Linked DNA regions of Mus musculus: region 1 is linked to region 2. Evidence: chromatin loops called from intact Hi-C (ENCODE). Cell type or tissue: heart. All regions are shown on one strand. Each heading gives the region's core, and the rest is flanking DNA. Links, peaks and the distances in the headings are about the cores only.

Region 1 (9,784 bases), core at 982-8,981, 92 kb after region 2:
TCTAGTACGGCTATGTATTTAAATGCTAAAAACTGTATCCCAAGACCTGGTTGCTCTAAGACAAGCGAATTCTCACATACACCAACATCTGTTGTGCAAACCTTTCCACACCAGTTATCCCTGAATGGTTAGTAAAGATGCCTACAGCCTGAGCTGAGCAGAAGAGACAGGGTAGAGCAAAGGTTCCCTGCCTTGGGGTCTGAGGCAGAGACCAGGAGGAGGGAGAAGAAGGAAGAAGTTGCCATGAGGGCTGGCCTGTTGGAGTAGGAGCAGCTCGGGCAGAACATGGCAAGTGATATCTTAGGGATCACCACAGGAAGTAGACAAAATAGCATAGAGGGTTGACATCTGCCTAGCTCTAGTGATTTTAAGTTTATTATATATATATATGTATATATATATATATATAATTATTATTATTATTTTAAGTTTAGTATAAAACTAAAGGTTTTTATGTCTTTTATTTGAGAACAATATGGTCTTAAGTGAGAGAGAAACCCCTAATAGATATTTAAAGACAACTAGGGGGTGTAGCAAATAATACCTTTAGGATAATAATAACCACAACACCCTGTAGTTTTACTTCAATTCCTTCAGAGATTCAAAAGTAATAAATTATAAGGAAATGGTTGGTTAGGAAATTTATGTGGGGTCTGGGTCTGAAAACTAGGGCTCAATATACCAGGTCCAGTCTGTAAAATGCTTGTCTTCCTACCCTTCAGTCAGTAGACAGGGTGAGCAGTGACAACCACCATGCCCTTCAGTTGGGGGGGTCAAACTGATAGATGCTCAATCTGGGAAACAGGGACAAATTGAGTTTTAATTTATTCACAGACTAATTGATTTTCCAACTTCTACAGAGTGACAGTGCATTGTAGGTGCTGTAGGAACAAGTCAAAATGAGCCCCTTCGCTCAGAACTTGAGCTATCCAGAGGCAGGAGCCTTGATTGGCACACCAAGACACAAACAAGGAGTCTTCTGAGCAAAGTGAAGCATGAGTGGCCACAGGCACCTGAGGCAAAACAACCTGAACAGCAAGAAAAAGTTATGAGTGGGGAGCACATAAAGTGAGAGTAGGGTAACAGGAAGGGTAGACCGCACACGAGGACGTAAGCGGGGAGACAGTCACCACAGCTGGTGTAGCTCAGAGTCAGAAATGAGGTGACATGGGAAAAGCATGAAGAGCAAGGGAGAGAGGAAGAGACCTCAGGGAGGAGCCCAGTGGGAAGCTTCCAGAGGACTCTTAGCAGGGGCGTCACAATCTGAGAGTGTCACCAGGAGATCCCATGAAAGATGGTAGGAAGTTAAGGTGGGGCAGACTATGGCTGAAGCTCCAAGTGAGAAGGGTTGGTGAGATGGACAAGTGTCAGGGATAAAAGGGGACAGAGGTGGACATACTTAAGTGGATTTTATACGTGAAAAAAAAATTCACTGATAGGGTGGCTCTGAGGTACAAGAGAAACAATAGGAGCGAAACCAGGTCTGCTCATGCCATGTCTATACTCTTTCACTAGCAATATTGCTTGAGAGCAAGAGAATGAAAGCATGAAAGAATTATTTAACAACAACAGGAATTAAGAGGCCAACATCAAGACTCCATCATCCAGAGGTCCAGCCTTGTTTCAGTTTTACCAGGAAAATGAGTCAAATGTAAATTGCTCAAAGTGTATTTTTTTTAAAAATTTTTCTCACTCTTTGGGAGAGATCCCTTGAGAAGTAGTTCTAAGTAAAGCAGATTTCCTCAAGGCAAGCTAAAGAGATTCTCCACAAGGTAGGCTTCTCTGTCCTTGACTGTGCAAAGGAGGAGAAAGAGAACCCCAAGAGAAATAACCAAATTTTGCATCAATTCACCTGTCTCATTTTTATCTTTCCTGAGTCCATTCCCCACAATGGGGTTTTCTCTGCAGCCCAGGCTGTCCAGGAATGTAAGGTCACTCTGTCACTGCACCCAGCACCTTGTTCTGATGGCTTACTGATAGGTTTTTAATGTGTATTTTGAATTTTTAAAAAGATTTATTACTTTCTCTAATATATATGATTACAATCTCACTGTCTTCAGAGATACCAGAAGAGGGCATCTGATCCCATTACACATGTGAGCCACCATGTGGTTGCTGGGAATTGAACTCAGGACCTCTGGAAGAGCAGTCAGTGCTCTTAACCGCTGAGCCCATATTTTGAATTTCTAAAGTGATTTGAATTCCAGAAAGACTGAGATTTTCTCCATTTAAATTTGCTCGAATTCCTAGGAGCTGGCAGGATTCCTGGACTCTGAAAAATCAAGATTGGATACCTTACAAAAAAAACATTTGGATCCCAGCCTTTGCCAACGGGACATGTTTATGACACACCATCATATTTTATCCTATTATGAGATGAGATGCTTTGAGCTCCTTCTGGGTTGAGAATGAGGAGGAGAAGGGATAATTGATCCTTCCCAGCAATGTAACAAAATGTGCTTTGTATGGGTTTATTTTCAACTCCTTAAATATATGATTACAAAGTGACACAAAGTAATTACAATTTTTTGGTGTGTGTTTTAACTAAAAATAAAAGGTGAATCTCAAAAACTCACTATACGTTCATAACATGAAAAAAATTCTCTCTTATTTCCCAACCCCTAAGTTCTAAGAATGCGTTTAGTAGAGATAGTAGGAAGATTTTGTTTTCTTTGGTTCTGGGACTAGGAGCACACACACTAAACACTAAACACTAAACACTAAACACTAAACACTAAACACTAAACACTAAACACTAAACACTAAACACTAAACACTAAACACTAAACACTAAACACTAAACACTAAGCACTAAGCACTAAACACTAAACACTAAGCACTAAGCACCAGGACAGTTGGAAACTCACCGTGCAGCCCAATCTGGCTTACAATTCATGGCAGTTTTCCTGGTTCAGTCTCTGAGGTACCAGGATTAGTCTCTGAGATTTTCTTTAAAGAGGCATCTTTCAATGCTAGGGAGATGCACATGTGCTAGGATCTGAGTTCAAATCCCTAGCACTCATTTACAAAAGAAGAGTTGGGCACGGCTGCTCTTGTGACTGTGACCCCAGCGCCATGGCAGGCAGGCATACCAGGATCACTGGGGCTTACTTGTTACCAGCTTGGCTTCAGGTTCGGTGGCAAACCTTGTCTTGAGGGAATAAGGTAGAAGTGATAAAGCAAGATGCTCAGTATAGTATCCTTCCTGACACACACACACACACACACACACACACACACACACAGAGAGAGAGAGAGAGAGAGAGAGAGAGAGAGAGAGAGAGAGAGATTACCTTTGTGTGTAGGTGTGCATGTGTATATGTGTTTGTATGCACAGGTGCACAAGTATGTGTGCCTGTATACATATAACTACTTGAGTATGATCTTGGGTATCTTCTATCATTCTCTGTCTTATTTTTTGAGACAGAGTCTGTCATTGAGCCTAGAGTTCACCAGTTCAGCTACACAAGCTGGCCAGTGAGATTGTCCTGTGTTTCCCCAGCGCAGGGATTACAGGTGTCCAGTGTCATATCTGGCTTTTTTTTATTACATATTTTCCTCAATTACATTTCCAATGCTATCCCAAAAGTTCTCCCCCCTCCCCCCCTCCTCTACCCACCCATTCCCATTTTTTGGCCCTGGCGGTCCCCTGTACTGGGGCATATAAAGTTTGTGTGTCCAATGGGCCTCTCTTTCGAGTGATGGCCGACTAGGCCATCTTTTGATGCATATGCAGCTAGAGTCAAGAGCTCTGGGGTACTGGTTAGTTCATAATGTTGTTCCACTGATAGGGTTGCAGATCTCTTTAGCTTCTTGCATATCTGGCTTTTTACATGGGAGCTGGGGAATCTCTGCTTCTCATGCCTTCTTGGCAAGCATTTTGCTGACTGAGCAATCTCACTACTCCCCAGAAAGCCAGATCTGAGGTTTAATTTGCCTATTCAGTTGCCGACTGGCAGAAGAGCTCACATGAGAAGGGAATCCTCTGTCCAGTGTATTTCAGTCTATGTCCTTTATGAAGCCAAATACAGGATTTCAGCAACTGCCCTACTTGCCCCAAAATTCTTTCATGGTGAAGATGAAAATGAAGAACACATTGACGTACATCTGAATTCCTTAGCCCTGAGATTAGGAGCTGAGGACCAATCACCTCAGGCCTGTTTGCCTCTGAGCCATTTCCAGACTTCTGCACCGTGTTGTTTTATTGGCAGTAAGAGAATTATTTTCAGTAAAGCAGCAAAGTAAAAGAACTATTCTTCATTTAGAATTCAGGAAACAGGTTCTCAGCATACAATAGCAAACCATTCAGCAAAGAACAGAATGATAAAACAGGCTTTGCTGGTCCCAAACTACCTCTACAGAGCAACAGTAACTGCTCTGTGAAATCAGAAATGGGCTTGACCTCACATCGTGAGGACAGTCTAGGAGTCTGGCAGGAGAGATAGCCTCATGGCTAAGGCCTTGGAGAACATTGCTGGCTTTACTTGCTTTGGATTGTAACTAAACTCACAGAAGAGTTTATCCAGTAGAGGATATGTGTGACTGAACCTCCTCTTATCCCTCCAAAAATGTCTTCACCCACAAGAGAGAAGGAAGTAGTTGCGTTGAGAAACATCTAAGCAAACTCCTAGAGCTATATAATTCTTGCTTTTCTCTGTAGCCATGGCTAGATGCCAAACTGATTTAAGGCAACAAAATACATAGGGGAAAGGAACAGAAGTGTCCAGATTCCCTGAGAAGTAGATTCAAGATAAATATGCAAATTTTTGTTTCAACAGGAGGACAAGACAAAGTCAGAATAGGTTACTTCAAAGTAGTTAAGCATTATTAACCTAAAAATTATTTGATCAGTGTGCTAATGTCTAATTACTGTATTCTTTGGTGGCAAAACAATATTTTTAATCAAAAAAGTTAACATTTCTTTATTTGCAAAAGTCCAGAAGTTCAATATATATAAACTTCCTTGCAATTATGTTTCATGTCATAGTCTTGTTTGGTCAGGTAATTCATAAACTGAAATGCCACAGGTGTCAGATAAACTGCAGGGGCAAGACAAAAACACATGTGCAGGCATTACACAAAAATGGGGTGCCAACGAGTTCCTGGTTAGATAAATGAGGCTGAGAACTGGCTCCAACTGTACCAGTTGTTATCATGGAAAAGTGCAGAGCCAGTAATTGCCAGATCTTCTGATTCTTCGAGAAAAACTGAAAGTCCATATTTATATATGGACACTTCTGATTATTTAATGTTAGCGCAAATTTAAAATCAACGAGCCTCCAGGCATGGTTGGCACATTCCTTTGATGCCAGCATTCTGGATGCAGAGGCAAGTGGATCTCCATGAGTTCAAGACCAGCCTGATTTACATTTTGAGTTTCAGGACAGTCAGGACTATATAGAAAGAACCTGTCTCAAAAAAAAAAAAAAGGGAAAAGGAAAATGAAGAGAAAAAGAAAAAGAAAGAGAAAAAGAAAAAAGAAAAAAGGAAGAAAGAAGGAAAGAAAAGAAAGGAGTTAACAAGCCAAAAATTATGGCTGTTAGTTATCAATTGTTATCACTTCTTATTCTGATCATGTGATAAGGTATATATTGCCCCCTGGTGGTCGCTTTCTCTATTCTGGCATTAGCTTTAAGGGACAAGGTGACAACAAATCTCTCTGTGGTTATTTTGTGTCAGGAGAACTGTCCTGCTGGTTGGGAGAATTGCCCACTTCCAACATCCGTGCCAATGCTTTCTTGGTTTGGCAGCGAAGACCAAAGTGAAATTCAACAGGGACATGAGAAGACTATTCAAACACAGAAAAGAAATATTCAATAATACATATTTTAATATTAATTGGTACAGTGCAGAATTATCGCAAAGAATAAATTATGAAATAATCAGGATATATGTTGGGCACAGTTAAAGCGAAGAGTTTCAAAAACCCTGGATAATGGTCTTGGGCCATTGTGATTGCAGGAATGAGCCTCTGCACCATGACTCCCGCAGGCAACTGTTCAATTTCCCAACTGGTACTAAAAAAGGCCTCAAATTCCATTTTCCCATCTGTAAACCATGAGTACAATAATACTACCGGTCGTGAAGGGTTGGTGGGTTCTTACCTGTGAAAGCTCAGGTACGTCAGGTAGGCAGGTAGGACTGGCTCATCTCTGGGCCATAACCTTGGCTCAGACTGGACATAGTGCTTCTGTGACTTCCTCATTCTGCCCTTCAGAGTTGATTTCTTTTTAACTCTATGTTCTCATGTCTGGTGCCAAAACCATGAGAGTTCAGGGCTTTTTGGACAGGTTTATTTGAATTTAGAGCATACTAAAGTTGTGTCTGATTAAGAGAAGCTTGAATACTAATCCTTGGTAGAAAATTTCAGGAGCCTATCAGAAAGATCTGCTGTAAAGGTCACCTTTGCAGAGGATGGAGAGGGTCTTAATGAATTCATATTGAAAATTCATTTTTAATTTGAAAACTTTCCAAAGTTACAAACAGAATCTAAACATTAATTAGAGAATCATTGGGCCCACGAGCTTGTATATACATTTATATGTGAATTTTATCTAATTAAAAATATCATAAAGACATCCACTTTTATGTCTTTTATATTTACATATGAGAATGTAATGAAGAAAAACGAGGCATTGCTAAAAAAGAATATCTGCTCATTAAATATTAGAGAGAAGCGTAGTTTTGAGTTAAAGAGAAGACACAATGTACCGAATTAGTGTTAGATATGAAGTGAGATAATAAGCAGGGCAAATGCCTATAAATAAATATGACAACACTCATATATTCCAATCACTAAGCAGAGAAGCTCATGCGGTTGTTACGGCGCTACTGACATCAACCCAGAGGTCAGGGAATTGAGTCCTTGTCCCTGAACCACCTTCAAATCCTATTTACTTTGAAAATTGCACCCACTTGCTTTATTTATTTATTTATTTTTAAGGCAGAGACTGGCTTGGAACTGCGATGTTGCTGAGGGTGACCTTGAACTCCTGATCCTTCTGCCTCTACCTCTAGAGGCTACAGTGCTGGGTTTAAGGACATGTGCCCTGTTTCCATTATATTAGGAATAGAATCCAGGGCTTCACACGTTGTAGCAAAGCACTATATTAAGATGGATACTAGTAGCCCTTCAGTTAGTTTGTAGTGGAGTTTTGTGGGAGATGGTTAGGCTACACATAGTGTCATTACATAAAGGCATCTTTGTAAAGGCAAGGAGTAGCATTAGGCAGAAGCAATACAGAGAGGGAGGAACACTTCTCATAGACAAGTTAGATGGGGACTAAAGTCAACCAATCATGAAAGTCCTGAAATCTTTGTAGCAAAACACTCCCTCCACCCTAAAACAGCACTGCAAGCAACACAGCAGGGCATGCATCCTTCACATAAATGTGCTACTTTAATAAAATGGGGAGATAAGAAAAATATGTGATCTTTCACAGAAATTCTAAAGTCTTGACTAATAAATATGGTGCAAAGTAAATTAAGTTAAACCATTGCCAAGAACAGATGGGTGCCTCCTCCTGATGTGGTCACAAGCAGACTTTTCAGTATCTTCCTGGAAAAAAAATCGAATCCATCCATCTCAAGATTTTCAAGGGAAAAATATTACTGAAATGAGCTTGTACAAAGCTGGCTGCGGTTCAGCTCCTGCAGAAAGTGGTTGCGTAACCTTATACCTGCCTGAAGGGCCTTTCTGCCTGTTAGGGGAGTGTGTACCAGCCATCCAAACCCACTCTAACCTCTTCTCAATGGGAAAACAACAAGCAATATCGTCTACTGATGATTTTTAATATATGTCAAATCATGGCATATATGCATTTTCAACTGTATGTACATGTCACATAGTAGAGAGAAATACATAGGGAAAGATATGTACATGCTTTTAAAGAACAAAAGAAGAGAAAATATCAGCACTCTCAGAAGGCTTTCTAAGGAGTTAGTTCTATGTGAGAAAAATATATATCGAACTTAAAACCTTATCTCAATTGCAAATATTCATGGAAATACTGCAGGTAAATTTCTGCCATAAAATCCTGAAGTTGGGTTTCAAAATTCCTTCACTAACAGAAGAATGGCTCAGCAGAGATACGGAACCTTAGTTCAAGTGGGCAAAAGCTTCCAGCCACACAGAACCACAAAGAATCTCATTTCCTATGCAGGCGTGGACCTTCCGAAGCCCTTCCGATACCATTTCTCCCAGAATGGAGTTGGAATTGTTCATCCTAAACGCATCTGCTGGCCTGTCCTTGAACAGTCATCTGCCGATGCTCCGCCCACTCACCCAGCTGGTGCGGTCTTCCTGAAGTCTATCCTATTGCCTTGGCATTTTACTAACTGGGATAGTTCGTGTTCCGTGTCACTTTGGAGAGTTCAGGCATATGCTCACCTCTGAATCATTTACAGAAGGGTTTCATAAGAATGCTTTCCAGACCCCTAGGGGACCCTGCTGGGTATATCTCTCCATCCACTGGCAATGGAATGCTACCGTCAACATTTTGGCCGAAAGCCCAGTGTGAAGAGGTTCCAGCTACCTGAGCAGACTGGATTTGTAAACTTCTAAGGCTAAACAATCAAATATTATACTACTCTTATGCTTTTACTAACATCAAGAACATAAAGGAATAGGTGTTCATATTTATTAAAATATGATTTTTAAAAAAAAAACACAGAGTCGCTAAATATCTCCTCCCCTTTTACGTTAAGAGAGACTCTTAACCTGCAAAATGAGCTCTTATTATGAAGAAGAAAATTCGAGTTTCCACAGAGGAAAAAAAGCAGGATGCTTTTTAAGTTAGGAATGGAAGAGAAAAATAAGCTGTTTTTTCTGATTCCGTCCCACATGTTGGTTCTTGTTCAATGCGTTAGTAACACACACAGCTGCCCATTTATCTTTATCTCTGGCAATTTTGCAGCAGTTCTTTATCCATCACATAGATTCCACGGTGAGCTCTGGTTGGCCCTTTACAGAGTGTTTTCAGTGTGGCCTGGAGAGATGGCTCAGCATTAAGAGCACTGGCTGCTTTTGCAGAGGACCTGCATTTTATTGCCAGCACCAACATGGCAGCTCACATTCATCTCTAACTCCAGAACCAGGGAACAACCTCTTCCAGCCTCTGCAGGCCGTGCATATCCAAGATGCTCTTACATACATGCAGGCAAAAATCCAAACATGTGAAATAAAAAATAAGTAAGTCTTTTTTTCAAAAGTTTTTCCAAAGCATTATGAGTTATGATTTCATTAGAATATTTATCACATTATTTAGACATGATTTTTCCTTAATTAATTAGAATTCCTGCTAACATGCTGTTTATCAGTGTTTTCTACAATTATGTTTCGTGTGCACATGATTTCAGTTGTACTGTGCTCTGAGAGATCCCACCATTGAAACTTAGAAAAAAGTGAGTTTGTGCTGCCTCCTCTCTCCTTGTTATAAAAATAAAAACTAGGATAATAAGCACAGAAAGAGAAGTCAGAATGGCAGGCATCCCTGAGAAGCCACTGGAGAGGAAAGTTGAAAGAAAAATGGTTGAGTCAGAGTTAAAAGTGCAGCAAGAGAAAGTCCATACTGACCTTGATGGACATCTTTAAGTGGAACAATAACATGAGGCACAGCTGCACAGAAGCCCAGGGAACAGAACAGAATCGAGTACACAGGTGCACAGTGTTTCTTCAAGAAGTTTGGCTTTAGACTCTAAAGTTTAGAGGGCAGATTGAAATAGTGTTCCTTAATCAAGGCAACTGGAATCAAGGAGGCGAGGGACTAAAGTTTCAGGCATGTAT
Region 2 (9,784 bases), core at 667-8,666:
TTTCTAGTTGTTTGACTTCAGGCAAGGGTGATAAAAACAGGTTCAGTTAGTCTCAATGACTGACAGCTGGGCTGGGTTATGAGCCACCACTCATGAATGCAGTGCCTGATGTGTCCAGAAGAGGGCACTGGATTCACTGGAGCGGGGGTAGGGGTGGGGGATGGCAGGCGGGAGGATAAGAGAGCCTGGGTGAGTCGCCCACAAGGGTGCTGTGAACTGGGTCTTCTGCAAGAGCAGGAAGTGCTCTGCATGGAGCAGCCATCTCTCCAGCCCAGGACCAGGTGTCATTCCCTTCTCCTCTGTAGTCAACATGAGACTGATCCCCTGTTAGAAATCACCAACTTCTCACTGTCGGTCACCGTTTCTCTTTCCCATTTGTTCCCTTTATACTTTCTGCAGGCAAAGCCCAGGTTAAAGAACTCCCTGCTGACCCTGGTTAAAACTACACATCATATAAACCCATCTTCACAACTCCCTATACTCTTAAGCAAAATACCATCTCCTCCTCTTCCTTTGCTCCTGCCTCAGACCAGCCTTATTCCCGGGTCCTTCCTTCAGCACTTAGGCAGGCAGTCTTCCAGACTGCTGCCTTGCTGCTAGGGTCTTTGCTTCTAGCATCTTCTACATTCTCCTGCTTCACTTCTGTCTGCCATAACACACAGAAAAACCCATTATCTTACCCCGAAGTTTCCCCTTTTAGGAGGTACTTTCTGGCTGTGCCTTTTATTTCCCCAAGAATCACCTGCACATCCTAACGGTACTCGGTACTCCGCAAGCTCCTCTGCCTGGCCTCTCATGACTCCTCCCATGAAACTGCAGCACCCTGAACACCTTGTGTTGACCGCTGGGCACACTCTCCATGACCTCGCTGCACTCCAAAGACTGTCAGCAGCCTCGGTTTTAGCACAGCATCCCTCATAGGGTTCATTGGTTCTTCCAGGGAGAATGACTTCCCACTCTAGACCTTTAACATCCAAGGTCTGTTCCTGCTTTGTAACTATTGACTCCACCAGGCTACCCAGCTGACATTCCACATCAGAGACATGACTTACTCATGTCCAAATGGGTTTGTGTTTGTGCGGCCTCTCTCTCCCCCAGGCTCTCTTAGTTTGTGAGCCAGAATTCAGCATTTGTTCATTCTGGACCCTGGAAGTCAGAGTTGCTGCATTTGCTGGTTGACTCCCTCCCCCACTCCCCCCAGGGATGGACGGCTGAAACCCAGGAGGGTACAGCAGGTGCCCCTCCCACCTAAGTGTTCTACATAGTGCACCTACCGAAGGAGAAGCCTCCGATAACCCACATCTAGCTTATGTGATTAATCCCGTAAAACATTTACAAAGCCACCACTTTTGATTATCCATCACTACTGCTGTAGCGTATCTAGGTCACAGCCTTATCTGAAGTGGAGGATTGTGACAGCCTGTTTGACTGCTGCCACAGGAAACTGAAATGGCAGGCTATTCTCTGGCACCTCCCACCATACCGAGAATTCAGCTGTACCATGCCACGCAGAACACAAACGTTCTAATCCTTGGTGACTCTGCATGTCATCCCTATCAATTCTTACCCCACCAAGCTTTTGCTCACTTTGCATTCAAAGTCCACTTCCCCCAGTGAGGCACTCCTTCACCTTACAGGTCAACTACTACAGCCTTAGACACTGCCTTCCCTTCACTGCTTAGCTCTTTGATTAGTCTTCCGAGGGAAACGATTTTATGGCCCCCAACTTATTTATCATCTTTGTCCCATTAATATGAGCGGAAATCTTGTGTTTTCTTTCCTGACTGTAACCTGTGTGGCCGCTGTGTATGTTACAGTAATACTGAATAAGTGAGCATTTTTCACAGAATCAAGCATTTCATGCCATCAGTGCCCAGCATTTAGGGTTTTTTGGTTTTGCTAATCTGTTTTTCCTCCCCTGATTTTGGCACAACTGAGTTGGTCTCACTCACTGAGCCCTTGTTTCTGTGCCTGCTTGTCTAGGTGTCTCTATTCTCCTTACTTAACCCATTCACAGTCCTACCTGCTCTGCCACAGCTTGTACCAGGACCCATCATTAGATGTCTTTCTCTACAAACAACCCGAATACACACTCTGCTCCTCAGCCACAGTGCAGGCTTCGTCAAGGTATGGTCCCTCTATCCACTTCTCAATGAGATGTCCTAGTTCCCTCTGGGAACATTAATACAGTATGTGACCGGAAGTAATCTCCTACATATACCTCCTTATGGCACCACCACATATATTCACTTTGTATTTTACGTCCCCCATCACAGAAGATATATACCCATATACCATATACCCTTAGTCCTAAAATGTTAACTTTTTCTAAGTAGTCTGTTTTGGTAACCATCTATATGAACTACCAGCCTGTGTTCTGGATTCTGTTTGTTTGTTTGTTTGTTTGTTTGCTTTTTCAGTGCTGGGGACTGAACATCTGAGGAAGATGTTCTGCCAGGCCTTGCCTTTTAAAATTCTGAATTTAGATCACACATCTTTGAAGGCAGTTTGTGTTCCTTGCTTAGTCACTTAATCATTGACAAAAGAAAAAAAATGCTGAAATTTTTTAAGCTAGTTTTTAAGTTTTACTAACAATCTTCAAGCATGCTTCCGTTCAGAGATAAAAACAAGTTAAATGAGAAAGCACTGAGCACAACAGCTAGCTTTGTGATGAACAGGAGGGACATTAACTTAACAAAAATTACTAGAGGGGAACTAACCATGCAAGTTTATTATTATTCTCATTGAAAACAAAAGGCCTAAATTTGGTTCAAACCAGTAGAAAAAGTTTAATCACAAAGTGTCTCTCTTCAAGACAGAAGGCACTAGAAGGTATCACATGCCTGGGTACCACTTAACAATACATCACAAATTCCTCTTTATTTCAGACACACTTTCCCTATTTTAAAGCCCTGGCTGGCTTTGAACTCAGAGCTTCCCACTCAGCTGTAGGATCCTGGGACTACACTGATGTGCCATCCACATCCTATACCCTACGTTTTAGTTTATATAAATTAAGTAATGAGCTTTAGGTACCAAGAAACAAAATGAAACAACTCCAAAAGCGTAGTATCCCATTTACTAAACGGTAGCATTTCCTGTTTGGTTCAGTGAAACTGAAATGTCCCCTAGAGGTACATGGTAGTGTCGATAAAGGAGAGGGACAGCTCCAGGTACTGTTGGGCCAACCCTGCAAAGGATGTGGGCCTCCTAACAGTTATAGAAGCTCTTTCCCAATTCTCCTCTTGACACTAGAGGTCCAAAAAATAAATAGGGGGGTAACAATAACAGCCAGAGGTATAAAACCTACTCGGAATCCTTAGAAACACAGAAACAGAGACCAAACATGGCAGGGACAGGAGCTCTGTAGATCAGATCGAGGGTTCTAAGGTTTAATGTATACCTTCCCAAAGTGAAAAATTCCATTGGGGCATGTTTCCATCAAAACTTTATAGAGAAAATTGGACATAGTACTACATGAGGACCTAGCTATACCACTCCTGGGCATATACTCAGAAGATGCTCCAACATGTAATAAGGACACATGTTTCACTATGTTTATAGCAGCCATATTTATAATAGCCAGAAGCTGGAAACAACTCTGATGTCCTTCAACAGAGGAATGGATACAGAAAATGTGGTACATTTACACAATGGGATACTACTACTCATTAAAATTATGAGCTATTTAAAAAAATTCATGAAATTTACAGGCAAATGGATGGATCCCAAAAATATCATCTTGAGTGAGGAACCCAGTCACAAAAGACCACACATGGTTTGTACTCACTGATGAGTGGCTATTAGGCAAAGAGCATGGAATACCCACGATACAATTCACAGATCATATGAAGTTCAAGAGGAAGGAAGACCAAATGTGGATGCTTCAGTCCTACTTAGAAGGGGGAACAAAATAATCAAGGGAAGTAGAGGGTGGGAGGGACTTGGGAGGAAGAGAAGACGGGGAGGGGGAAAGGGGGAAGAATCAGGTATGGAAGGAGATAGAGATGTACAGAGAGTCAGGAAATTGAACAGAGGTGTGTAGCAATGGGGGATGGGGAACTGGGGTAACAATCAGATAGTTCCAGATGCCAGGAAAGCATGAGCCTCCCAGGACCTCAGGGGAATGACATTAATTGAAATACCCCACAAAGGGGAGGGAGAACCTGTGGAGACCTTATCCAGAGATTAAGCATCCCCTCCCCCCACTTTGAGGGATAGGATCACCCACCTATTTCCAAAATTTTAACCCAGAACTGCTCCTGTCTAAAGGAAATACAGGAGTGGAGCAGACACTGAAGGAAAGGCCATCTAGAGACTGCCCCACCTGGGGATCCATCCCATATGCAGACACCAAACCCAGACAAATGCCAAGTGCTTGCTGACAGGATACAGCCTGATACAGCTGACTCTTGTGAAGCTCTGCCAGATCCTGACCAATGCAGATGCAGATGCAGATGCAGATGCTCACAGCCAACCATTGGACTGAGCACAGGGACCCCAATGGAGGAGTTAGGGGAAGGACTGAAGGAGCTGAAGGGGCCTTACCTGGCATCAATGGGAGAGGAGCCCCTTGGTCCTGTGAAGGCTTGATGCCCCAGTGTAGAGGAATGCTAGGGCGGTGAGGTGGGAGTGAGTAGGTGGGTGGGGAGCACCCTTATAGAAGCAGGGCAAAGGGGATGGGATAAGGAGTTTACAGAGGGAAAACCAGGAAAGGGATAACATTTGAAAATGTAAATTAAAAAAAAAAAGCTGAGAGTTCCCTTGTCTTACAAAGTTTCTAGTACTACGTTTTCCTTATCAAATCATGTACAAAGTCATGACAACTGTAGGACAAAGATGTTATACTTCACCTCAGTTCACCTGGCTTAGAATGCCAAAATCATACTCTTTCTGCAATAGCTAATAGTGTAGTGTGTGTATATTATTAAGCTTACTAAATCTATCATCATAACATCTTCCACCTCTTATTTGAACTTTACAAGCTCAACTGTGACTTGTTTCCCAGATACCTACTCTCCTAACTGCACCTGTATGAATCATGTTGCGTTTGTAGTAGGTTAATTATGAGAAATTCAGCATTTATTTACTTTTGAAGTTTTGACAGGCCAGATATAAAATATGTAGATGGCTATGTTCTATTTATTAGTTGCTGCTGAGATTAAGAGCCTAGGTTAAGGTTACATGACACCGATGAGTAACCAGGCACAGACCCAGGGTATCTGTGTTCTCAGTCTGTACTTAACCACAGGGGTTCTAGGCCTTGACAGACCTCAGATTCATAAGCAAAGGTGAGAAGGAAATCGAACAATTGAGTTCTAATTCCTAAGGGAACTTTGCTAAATCCGGGGAGGGAGGGAGATGGGAGAGTTGGAGCGGGACTGGGTCACTGGTTTCACTTTTATCCCAAGCTTGTTTTCCACCTCTATTGCCAGCTGGAAACTGGGTCCCGTGATTTCTTTTCCTTAGTTTGTATCCACGCTAAGGCTTACCCAGCTCTATTACAATGGTTTTAATTTAAAACTTAAGTAGGTAACTGAAAAGCTGTCCTGCCTGACCAGCCTGTTCTCCATTTCTGCTCCCTGCAGTATCAGGTGCACAAATGGATACTTCACCTGTTAAATAAACCATCATGACTGCATATCCTATTTTGTTGTAGAAGTCTCACTCAACATTTCTCAGTAACGTGTAATCTAAAAAGCCTTGCTAAAAAACAAGACTACCAGCTTAAACAAAATATTGAGGTTACTAATGTCATTACAAAAATAAACAACAACTAAACACCAACCAACCAAAGAAATAAAGCACATGCTCTCCTTAGCTCATCAAGGACTTGAGTATTAAGTAAGTCCTCAGACTTTTTTCAGGTTAACACACACACACACACACACACACACACACACCACTCTAACGTGACACTAAAGGAACACTTTCAGGTTGACAATATATGTAATCCAAATGCCTTGCCATCAAAGATAAAAAATGTATGTGTGGAGTGTCATAAGCAGACATCTGTTCTTTATTAATGAGCCACCTGACTATCAGCAGGAATGCAGAGCACAGTTTTATAGCCCTGTACTGTTAAGCAGGCTGAGAGGCCGCCTGCTCATAAGCTTTCTAGCGATTTACTCAACAAAGCTATTCAAGTGTTATTATCAAAAGAAAGTACCCCCTTTTCTCCAGGAAAAGAAAAAGGTTAATATATTTCTACACCCAACCATGTCTACAAATCTGCCCTGCTCTATTTTATTGGGGGTACTTTCCCCAATCAAGGCTAATCTTCCACTTACCTGAGTGCCCCGGCTCTTTCCAGGAACCCTATATTGATTGCTATCTCTCTAGGGTCTACTCTAACCTCTAATTCTTGACAGGATACATTTTATCAGCAGTGGAGAGTTCTGGGACCTTTATATTTCAAAGCAAATACAAATTCTTTAAAAAATAGGAGGCAGGGTTAAGTTACCCAGCAACAATAAAAATGTCCATAGCACCTACTCTTAGCACTCTTTAAGTAAAATGGCATCTTAACACCATGGGGGGAGGGAAGACCCATGAGCACAAAGCCTTTATCTTAGTTCTCCATTGAGTTCAATACTCCCAACTACCAGAAACACTTTTCTAGACTTCTGATAGTCCTTAGGTTTCTCCACTGGCTACTTTTTCCAAGTGCAGTTCCCTACTGCTCTATCCTACCCAGAAGTTTAAGGGCTCAGCCCAAGGTCTGCTTCACTTCTCATCTGTCATAGTCTCCTTGAACAGTAACTTCGGAGCTCTAACTGCCCTGTTCTTATGTTCATAAAGTAAAAGCTCGGCATACAATCCCCTACAGCTCATACACTGCTCCTTGCCAGATTTAGTGCCCTCTTGCAGTAACAATCTCTTTGTTAGGAACAGCAATGTGCTCAAATAAAAATTCGTCCTTAGATGTAGTCCTGTCAACAGTGCCAGGTGGGTTTCTGAGAGCTTCTCCTGATTGAAAGAGCCTCTTTCAATCCATCTCCCTTCCTGTACTTAGATGTTCAGCAAAGGCCAATGCAGCTCAGGCAGAACAGCCTGCTTCCAAGTATAAGGTGACAGGCACGAGATCCAAAGGTTGGCTGAGTTCATTCACCTTGCTCTGAGTACTTTTACCCTGGTGTTTAGAAAACAACTCTTGCTACCTACAGATACTTAACTCTTTTAAGAGCTCAAGATGATCTACTTTCTAGCCCTCTCCCAAGATGTGCTTCTGTGGTGGTTTTTTTTTTTTTTTTTTTTTGCAAAGGGCAGCAGCTTTAGTCCTATTGCTCATCCTAACCATGACAATGAACTTGATGTCACATTCTTCTCACCTACTGGATGCTAAGCTTATCCTAGCACATATCTCAAGTGCACATCTGAAATTTTTTTCTCCCTCCAGTACATTCTCCAGTGTATAAAAACTGAACCATGTCAATTCTTAAAAGCTGTCAGGGTTCACATTGCAGTTTGAACAAAATATATGTCCTTAGTGGCATATAAGACCCTGTATGAATGTTTCCCAAACTATCTTGAGATATACCTGTGACACAAGATTGAGTTTTACATTCTTTACTGCAGCCCTGTTTACAATAGGCCTACCGAGGTCCTTACTGATAAATGGGTAAGGTATGTATGTACATACAGCAGAGTTTTCATGTAGTCATACCACACCTTCTGTAAGAAAATAGTTGGAATTGTAGATCTCATTATGTAAAATAAACCAGACACCAGTTTGTTTTTCCATACTAAATCAACATAGATAAGACATAATAAATACTAGAGACTGGAGAGATGGCTTGGGTTAGTTAAGAGCATGTCTTGTTCTTGCATAGGTCACGGGTTTGAGCCCCAGTACCAACATGGTGGCTCACAACTGTCTCTACTCCAGTTTGAGGATATCCAATGCCCTCTTCTGACTTCTGTAAGCATCAGGCACACATGTCGTACACACATACATGCAACAAAACACATGCATTAAAAAAAAAAAAAACTAAATGTTTTTAAAATAAAAAAAGATGGGCTGGAGAGATGGCTCAGCAATTAAGGGCACTGACTGCTCTTCCAGAGGCCCTGAGTTCAATTCCCAGCAACCACATGGTGGCTCACAACCATCTGTAATGGGATATGATGGTGTGTCTGAAGACAGCTACAGTGTACTCATATAAATAAAATATATAATTCTTTAAAAAAAAGAGACATACTGGCTCAATGAATCAGTAAATAGGTAATACACAAGAATAAAGCCAAGGTTAATTTATATAGTCTGAAATTACTCCATCAAATTAAAATAGCTAAACAGATTTAATTAAATACATGCTATTTAAATAAAAATGAGTGAAATGCTAAGAGTAACAATAACCCTTTCTCATCTTAGTTCTTACTTGGCAGAAAAAGCTTACAAAGGCTATATATATTTATATATAGGGAAGTGTAATTTTGGACACCAGCAGGGAATATATATATGGATTATGTAGAAAATATGAAAGAAAATAAATTTTTTGTTACTGATAAAGAACTAAGAACCTTCTGGAAGCTATATAAAATACAAACCGAGAATACTGAATTGGAAACCCAGAACCTAGCATCTTTCTACTCACACAAACAGGAAAGAACTTCCTAAGAGGAGTGAACTACTTAACTACTCTTGAACTCACTCACTCACTCACTCACTCACTCACTCACTCACTCACTCTACCTACCTACCTACCTCTATCCCCACTCCCTGTCCCTCTCAAAATCAACACCAAAACCAGAGCAAGTCATAGTGGCACATTGACAAGGAACTTGACAAAAAACAAAAACAAACAAACAAGGAATAGTTCTCATAGAACATCACCTAACTCCAGGACAGTGGGTTCTGTATTCTGCTGTTGTGATTTTGCTTCAACCCCTCCTCAACACCCCACGCTGTACCCTTAAATTTATCATCAAAGTCAAAACCAAGCAACTACTGCAGTGGACCTTGGTGAATGGGGAATTTCATGCTTATCTCGGAATCATCATAGCTTTGATCCAATGCAGAAGCTAAACTTACCCTTGGATGGTGAGGTTCCAGTCCATAATCAAGAACTATAACAAATGTAAATTCTACTTTGACACCAAGGTCGGAGTTAGTGAAAACTTTAAAGAAATAACGTTAGGCTAAAGACACAGTTTAGGGACATAAATTTTAGAACTCAGTTTCTCAAGTAATTTGTTCAGAATTAAACAACTTTCAGCATTTACATTCACTGTAGGGACTATAACATTTCTAAACAACTGAAAACATACACATCGCATTAGCCTAGAGTATGGCTCACAGGTAGATTGGATAGAAGCGTTCTACTCTGGAACAGACACCCGATCATTCCAGGTCACGGCTGCTGAAAACTTTCCAAAGCTTCCTATCACTCTTACGTGAGAGGGTCTGGAATTTTTTTTTTCTTGTGAGTGAAGAATGCATATATAAAATCAGAATGCTGGTGACATGGCTTGTAAGCACCTATTACACAATTAAGTTACATTAAAAATTAAATCATAAAAATGGGAAAGTTTCTTTAAATTCTTGATTTTCATGGAACATTTCCATTCAATTGACGATAAACAACTGCAATGGGACAAAGCATGGTCTGTGGTCAAAATGAGCTACTTTCCTGATGCTACACCCTGGAAGCTATGTGAACCCTGGGGTTTTAATAACCTGCCTAGAATCCAGAGACAATAAAATATTTAAATGTGCTTTGGGCCTGCTTCATGGTTTCTATGAGAATTCAAATAATTCTCAAACGTGCTTTTCAATGGTAGG

The links. Peaks named below come from ENCODE experiments on the same cell type or tissue, not always from the same donor. Only the 100,000 strongest peaks of a DNase experiment are listed, where the experiment ranks them.
Region 1: a loop joins it to region 2, with 5 times the contacts of the local background. A loop is called at or near these places in 5 of 42 quality-filtered maps.

Annotation. Positions count from the first base shown.
Region 1 is chr1:52,262,172-52,271,955 of GRCm38, forward strand. No RefSeq gene overlaps it. Among named protein-coding and RNA genes, the nearest start is that of Gm31867, 8.9 kb to the left of the region's middle. In heart, for the core only: a CTCF peak has its summit at 5,596 (motif pointing left); no DNase peak of the experiment used is centred there.
Region 2 is chr1:52,170,118-52,179,901 of GRCm38, forward strand. All of the region lies in intron 14 of Gls (glutaminase), which reads right to left. Among named protein-coding and RNA genes, the nearest start is that of Stat1, 56 kb to the left of the region's middle. In heart, for the core only: no CTCF peak of the experiment used is centred there; a DNase peak (open chromatin) is centred at 5,404.